Linked DNA regions of Homo sapiens: all the other regions are linked to region 1. A link is a loop called in an ENCODE intact Hi-C map of the cell type or tissue named here. Cell type or tissue: natural killer cell. All regions are shown on one strand. Region 1 overlaps LOC105373804 (a long non-coding RNA gene). Region 2 overlaps STAT4 (signal transducer and activator of transcription 4). Region 3 overlaps STAT4 (signal transducer and activator of transcription 4).

Region 1 (2,500 bases):
ATGAAAGTAATATTTATTCTTTTAGCAGATATTTAATGAGCAATTACTATGTGCCAGGCACTGTGTTGGGTGCTAAAAGTCATCTTCCTCCTCAAAGAATTACAGTCTAGTGGGAGTTATATTCAAGTAATTTTTTTTTTCTTGAGACAGTATCTTGCTCTGTCACCCAGGCTGGAGTGCAGTAGCACAATCATAGCTCACTGCAGCCTCCAACTTATAGGCTCAAAGAATCCTCCTACCCCAGCCTCCCAAGTAGCTGGAACTATAGGTGCACACCACTGTGCTAGGCTATTTTTTTTTCTTTTTACTTTGTATAGAAATGCACAGGGTTGGGGGGCATCTCGCTTTGTTGCCCAGGCTAGTCTCGAACTCCTAGTCTCAAGTAGTTCTCCCCCACCTTGGCTTCTCAAAGTGCTGGGATTACCCACATGAGCCACCACACTGGCCCAAGTAAGTTATTATACTTCTGTTCTCACGCAGTACTATAGGAGCACAAAGGAAAGATGCCTTCTCTTGAGGGACCATAGATGGCCCCCTGGTAGAAGTATGCCTGAGTTGAGGCTTCATGGATGAGTAGGAAAGAGGAGATAAATGGTCGTAAAAAGGTTCCAGGCAGAAGAAACAACACATACAAATGGAGAGGTGAATATGGTGTATAGGTTCAAATGCCTTCAAGCAAATAAAGCCTCACTCAAGCTGGCTAAGCCATGAGCCAATTTAGGATCTTACATAACAAGAGGTCCTCTGCAGTGTGGCCTCAGGCAGAGTCCACATGGCTGAGCTCCTCTGCTCTGTGTTGTCCTGGCTCTTCCCTCCTCCCTGTGTTCTGCTCCATCCTCGGCATAAGAAGATATATTGTCTTTCCCACATGACCCTTTAGGAATAATAATAATAAAAAAATCTCTTTTGATCCCAAGCAGACAACTTCTCATGTCTTATTGGCCAGGCTTGGGTCACATACTTCTTCCGGATCAAATTGCTAGCTAGGGGAGTGAGATCACTATGTTTGGTTTAGACTAATCACTCGGAGAGTTGAGGAGTCAACACCCCATCCACCACATGAGGAAGTGTCAAGAGCTGAATAAGGCTGCAGCACAGACAGGAGGTGGTGAGTGGCAAGAGATGAGGCGCCAGAAGCTAAAGGAACAAAAGGCCGTTTCATGAAGGAGGATGGAAGAGTGTCCAATGCTGCAGCGAGGTCAAGTGGCAGAAGGTTGACAGTAATTACTGTCAGCTTACTGGGTGCATACGAGAGCAAGTTTAATTGTGATGGTTGAAGTCAGACTTCAGAGGTTTGGAGACTAATGTGAGATGGGGTGGAATAATCACGGCGTGGATTCTCTCACAGGAAGTGAGGCCGTGAACAGGGCGAGAGGCGAGAGAGTGACAGGAAGAGGTAGAGCAGAGTCAAGAGAGAGGCTTTTTAGATGACAGAGGCTAGAAGAGGCTTAAATGATAAGGGAAAGGAGAAGGGAGAGAGGAAGAGTGGAGGAGAGGGGGAAGAAAAATGGGATTATCATTTCCCCGAGGAAGCTGGAAGGGTGGCTATCCGTTGGTGGGGAGGGAGTTCCGAGGAGAATGGAAAGCTTTGAAAACTCTTCCGGGGAAGGGAGCATTGATCACAAGGAGCAGTGCGGAGGGCCCAGGTGAGGTTGGGGAATATGAATTTGGAGCAGCCCAGGTGGAGTAATTTCTCTCTAGGAGCACTTGGTAGCTAGGATGTTGGCTTGGAGGTGGCAATGGTTGGCCTGATTCAGGATGAAGTGACAGATCACAGAGCTAGGTGTGATGGGAAGAGGAAGGGAATGCAGCAACCAACTACTGGGGAAGGCGTGGGGGTGTAATGGGAGTAGTTGGATAAAAGTTATGGACGAGGTGTACGTTTGAATTTTGCATTTCAGAAGCTGAACAGTTTGGGGCTATTGAGTGTGTGAGCGTGGAGGTGGATGAATAAACCGAAAAGTAAAGTTTTTATGAAATAGGATGATAGCACTCTATACATTGATTGTGAGGGTATAATGTGGGCTTTATGAAGGGCAATTTGGCAATTTAGTTTTTAAAAACTAAAAACCTGCACATCCTTGAATCTAGTAATTCTAACTGTATTCCATAGATTTACTTCCACATGTGTGAAATGATGCACAGTGAGGGTTATTCACTGAAACATTATTAATAAAAGACTAAAACCTAAATCCATCAAGGATTTGGTTAAAAAGAAGGCAGTTCCATATGTATTGATGTGGAAAGTTATTCCAATTACAGTCTTAACTTAAAAGAAAGCAAAGAGACCGGGTGCGGTGGCTCACGCCTGTAATCCCAGCACTTTGGGAGGCTGAAGCAGGCGGATCACCTGAGGTCAGGAGTTTTTTTTTTTTTTTTTTTTTTTTTTTTTGATCATTCTTGGGTGTTTCTCGCAGAGGGGGATTTGGCAGGGTCATAGGACAATAGTGGAGGGAAGGTCAGCAGATAAACAAGTGAACAAAGGTCTCTGGTTTTCCTA
Region 2 (2,500 bases), 80 kb after region 1:
CGAGTCCATGACGATTCATCCTTTCCCTGATTTTTTATTTTTGTAAAGTGGATGCCAGAGTATGGGGCTTCTTTATGCAATAATTACTTTGTGGATGATGAAACATCATTTTTATTCCAGTGACAGCTTGGATTTCTTAAAAGTAGGGCTCATATGATTTACTTTGGGGTACAATGGCTATCTACTCCAGATATTTGTTGACTGAATATTGATTACATCATATGGATGTTAACATCAGGATAGTGTTGACTGGCAAAGGCATAAAGTGAAGAGTGCTTAGATAAAATTCTTATGTTGAAAGAGTTTGCTACCTAGAATGGAGACAAAGTGAAAATGAATATTTATGATGTAGTGTGGTAAGCACCGTGGTAGAGGCATATGCAATCATAATTCACAGTTAGAAACACATGGGTTGGTTATAAAAGCATAGTTCAGGACTCTCTGAAGAGGAGTAGAAGAAAAAGAGTATCTGGTACAGCAAGAGCAAGAACATGACAACATGAGATTTCCTATCTCACAAACAAGCGAGGCACTTTAAGCGAAGATCTTGAATGCCATGCTAAGCAGTTTGGACTTAATAGGGAACCATCAAAGGTTTCAATATGTTTTTATTGAAAAATATCCAGAGCTGATTTTCTCTCTAGGAAGACCCACCCCTTGTCTGCTGTAGGCAAAAGAATATTGGAGAATTCTGACACTGAGTTTTTTTGGTTTTTTTTTTCTCATTCTAACCTCTGTTCTCCCTCTCATCAAATCATCCAGAGACTGGATGGATTTTATTTTCCATAACACAAAAGTTAGCCTCCAGCCTGGTCAACATAAGGAGACCCCATCTCTACAAAAAAGATTAAAAAATTAGCTGGGCATGGTGGTGTGTGCCTGTAGACTCAGCTACGTGGGAGGGTGAGGTGGGAGGCTGACTTGAACCCAGAAGGCAGAGGCTGCAGTGACCCGTGATCATGCCACTGTACTCCAGCCTGGATGACAGAGCCAGAATGTCAAACAAACAAACAAGATTAGCTGTAATATACCAAGGTGAGGGGAAACTATTTCATGTGATGAAAAGTCAAGTCCAAGACCCATGTCATCCTGGGTACTTACAGAAGAAACCCACCCAATCTGTCCAGGAGCTGACATGGAAACCCCAGCATGTGAATCTGCTGGCCTGACAGCTGTAACAGAAGCTTGCAGAGAAGCTGCCAACCCAGAGGGCAGTCTGTGGCCAGGAAAAAAAAATGAGATTTCTACAGCCTCTAGTGTGACAACTAACCGTACCACTGAGGAAGTGGGTGGGGAGATACAGATGCTGGTAGAGAAAGACGACATGAAGGTGTTCACAGTCAGCTGTTGATTTTCACTATCTATTGCTTCATTGGCTAGGAGCATCATGGTGGTTGTTAAGCAAAATTTGGGCAGATAATCACATAAAAAGTAGGATAATTGTGTCTTTCAACTAAGTTTTTAGAAAATGTTTATTTGTCCCCATTTCATGGAGATGAAGACCTATAAGAAAGCCATCTACACTGTTCTAAACCCATTGTGATTTGGAAACTTTCAAAGAGATACTTAATCAAAACCGAGACAGCTCACAAGACTTTTTACCTTAAATAGGCCTCTAACATATTTTAATATAAATTTTGTTAAAGTAGGTTTAATAAGCAAAAGCATAAAAATGGGAGCAAAAATAAATAGATCTGCTTGAAAACAAGTTTGTCAGTATAATCCAAATCAGTTCAAAATTAATTTATGTTTAGCTTTAAAATTGTGACTGAAGGGAGCAACGGTCAAGCAGATATCTAAACTTAGTAGATCTCTAAATTTAATTTGTAGGCATTGAACAGCTTCCTTTAATGGGTCCAAACAAATAACTTCAAATGTATCCATTTTAATTTACCAACAAGAAGTTCATGACTCAGGGAGGATGTTGGTTTTTTCATCAAGTCACCAGGCACCCTCTGACCTTTCATTACTGCCTTTCCTAGAGATGACCTGGGGACAAAAGATTTGCTCAACTTAAATCTAACTCTCCCCGCACTCCCTTTCAATAATGAGGATCCAGGCCCGGCATGGTGACTCATGTCTGTAATCTCAGCACTTTGGGAGGCTGAGGTGGGAGGATTGCTTGAGGCCAGGAGTTCAAGACCAGACTGGGCAACATAGTGAGACCCTATCTCTACAAAAAATTAGTTGGGCATGGTAGCGTGCGTACACCTGTAGTACTACCTACTTGGGTGGCTGAGGTGGTAGGATAACTTAAGCCCTGGAGTTTGAGGTTACAGCAAGTTACGATTGCACCACTGCACTCCAGCCTGGGTGACAGAGCAAGGCCCTGTCTCAATAATAATAATAATAATAATAATAATAAATAATGAGGATCCACAGCCAATGGCTCAGTAGATAGTCAATTTCCAGTTGTCTATTACCATATGCTCTGATTGGCTACTTCTGTCAAGAACATAGTGATCTCACCTCCAGTGGGCTTTTAAGTGCACAATGAGGT
Region 3 (2,500 bases), 91 kb after region 1:
TAAGTAATTGCAAGTAATTATACTGGAGCTGAGTCTTCAAGCAGCCTTCAGTGGTGTCCTGCTTTAACCGAGAAAGTTAAGTGGGATGGACTGTTCCCAAAGCATGCCACCTTTGTCTAAATTTCATGCAATATGCTTTTAAAAAAATTCTAAATCTATAAGGTTATTCCTTTTAACTTATTGTAAATCTACACTGATTTTATTAGAAGATTATTTTCTAGGCTACTCGGGTATTTCTTTCTAACTTGAATTAGCATTTCTCAACTTTCCTTGGGCTATTTTATTATAACTAGGCTGATTCTTCTTTATCTAAATTTTAGCTTGCAAAGTAATTGCACAGCCACAAGACCAGCTGACAAGGGCATTAATTTAGGATGAAATGTACAGGTGATATGATTCTGCAGAGAAGGTGGTGTCGTATCATAGGTGTAAAAGCACTGTATTATCAAACCAATTCCCTCTTGTCAGCATCAGTGAACAAAGGGTACATATGTGATCTTAGCTTCACATTGGGAATGGAAGAGTACCATTGACTTTGTCCATCACGGCCCTTACCAAAGCATTACATGTAATGATCAGAGCACAATTCAAGCAAATGAAGTTTTTCTGACAATCCAACACATTCTAAGTTTTTTCTGTGGTCATAATGTTCATTTCAACCAAACGTACCATATGACTAATACCTTACTCCTGCAGGAAGTAAGCAGTAATGTAGAATAGATATAGTTGTATCTGGCCTTCTGTAAGTAGCCCTACTTGAATAGTCAGAAAGAGGACCTAGTATTTAGAATAAGAGTACATTTTTGGACTCTTCTCCACCTCCCAAATTGAAGTTTATTGATGAATATAATCCTGGCATAACATATACAGGAAAATACAAAATTTATTCTTCACTGTCTATGCATTGACAGAAAGTCAGTATTTCTGAGGACTGAGGTCAGGTACCAGCTGAATCACCCAGATACTTAATGTAACCTAAGATTCTCATTGGAAACAAGCTATGGTGATTTTGCTTGTGGGAGGAGCATTCGGTCCAATTGTCATAGGTGACTAAGGACCTGATGAGACACAACGGAAATGGCTGGTCAGCTTTTGCAGAATCTGATAAGATAGCATCAAGACCAAAGCAGATGTTTTCAAAACAGTAGAGTTCTCCAAGGCATTGAAGCGTGGTTGACAGGTTATGTCTTGCACAAATGAACCAGACAGAAGGACAAGTGGGTGATGGAATCCAACCCACAACCCTCTTATGAAGCTATGTCTCCTAGGGTGAGACACCAAGGTTGCTTTATTTCATTGGATCCATTCCTAACCTCCAAAGAATTATTTTCCTCTCTGAGCCTTGAACAATAGCTTTGTTCATCACCAATGAAGCAGACATCTCATGACTGCTTACATGTCTGTGTTTTCTTTTAGCTTGTGAGTTTTTGAGAACAAAGGACCAGGAATCACCTTGACAAATGGGTTCTTGGTGAATGGGTTTTTGATGAAATGACCTGGAGGTGGAATTATCTCTTTCAACTTTGGATTCCCAATACTCAGCACAGTGTGTGGCATATAGCAGACCCTCCATAAGTGTTGGTAGAATTGAAAAACAGATACTTTTTTCTGTTTATAAAAGTAACACACTTTCATACTTGTTGTAAAAAAAATCAAAATACCAAATATAGAGGGAAAAAACAAATTTACCTTTTTTATCACATAAACTAATATGCGATTCAGTACATCAGTTCTGGAAACAAAAAAATAACAATGGCAATAATGACAACACATAAAAGTCTGTGAAATTTTGCCTGCGAGGGTAGGAACATACCTTCCCACTGCTTCAACAATACATTATGTGGCTGCTGAGCTGAACTGAAAGCAGAACTCCATCCTCTTCAACGTTTGTAATTGCTGTCTCTCCACTCCAAAGGCAGCCCCCAGCTCTGCAGCCCGTAAAGAAGCATGATCTACAGCAGTAGCCCTATGGCAAGTGAAATGATTTGGTAGGAGAGCCCCAGTGCTTTGATTATAGACAAAAGTGACGTCACTTTTGATAGGAGGTGTCATGATGGTGTTGTCACTTGAAGTGACTTCATATTTCTAATAAGTGCTCAGCTGAAAAATATGCAGAGAATGGAAAACACAAGTTATGCAACTGAGAGTTGTGACTTCCTGTTAAACTTAACGGAGGAGGTGAGAATAGAACAGTAAGAAAAACGATACTGAAATGCTTATTTTTAAATATATCGTTTCTTCTTTTGCTTTCACCACTATTCTATACTGCACACAAAATGTACCACAGTATCCATTTATTATATACCATATGCATAAGGAAAATAATATTTTAGATATGCAAGGAACCTTAATAATAATATGTATGCAACAAATAACCAGCAAAATTTATTTTTAGGGACATTCTATTGATTTATGGTCTCATTACCGTGATTTTGGCAAGACTTCAGGCTATAAATTTTATGCCTTGGCCAACTTTAAAATTATTTTAGCAGTTGAGTAT

Evidence for each region. A loop is a pair of places that touch in the nucleus more often than their neighbours do. Peaks named below come from ENCODE experiments on the same cell type or tissue, not always from the same donor. Only the 100,000 strongest peaks of a DNase experiment are listed, where the experiment ranks them.
Region 2: it touches region 1 in a loop (5-fold over the local background); 1 of 110 quality-filtered maps calls a loop at or near these places.
Region 3: it touches region 1 in a loop (7-fold over the local background); 1 of 110 quality-filtered maps calls a loop at or near these places.

Annotation. Positions count from the first base shown.
Region 1 is chr2:191,205,548-191,208,047 of GRCh38, reverse strand. It overlaps LOC105373804 (a long non-coding RNA gene), which reads right to left. Exons shown (of 4, transcript XR_923707.3): 4 at 790-874. Among named protein-coding and RNA genes, the nearest start is that of MYO1B, 39 kb to the left of the region's middle. In natural killer cell, no CTCF peak of the experiment used is centred here; DNase peaks (open chromatin) are centred at 1,067 and 1,337; H3K4me3 peaks cover 1,315 bases; H3K27ac peaks cover 2,443 bases.
Region 2 is chr2:191,125,342-191,127,841 of GRCh38, reverse strand. All of the region lies in intron 3 of STAT4 (signal transducer and activator of transcription 4), which reads left to right. Among named protein-coding and RNA genes, the nearest start is that of STAT4, 24 kb to the left of the region's middle. In natural killer cell, no CTCF peak of the experiment used is centred here; DNase peaks (open chromatin) are centred at 421 and 1,281; H3K27ac peaks cover 2,500 bases.
Region 3 is chr2:191,114,185-191,116,684 of GRCh38, reverse strand. The region is part of intron 3 of STAT4 (signal transducer and activator of transcription 4); the gene reads left to right. Among named protein-coding and RNA genes, the nearest start is that of STAT4, 36 kb to the left of the region's middle. In natural killer cell, no CTCF peak of the experiment used is centred here; DNase peaks (open chromatin) are centred at 654, 1,074 and 2,054; H3K4me3 peaks cover 414 bases; H3K27ac peaks cover 2,296 bases.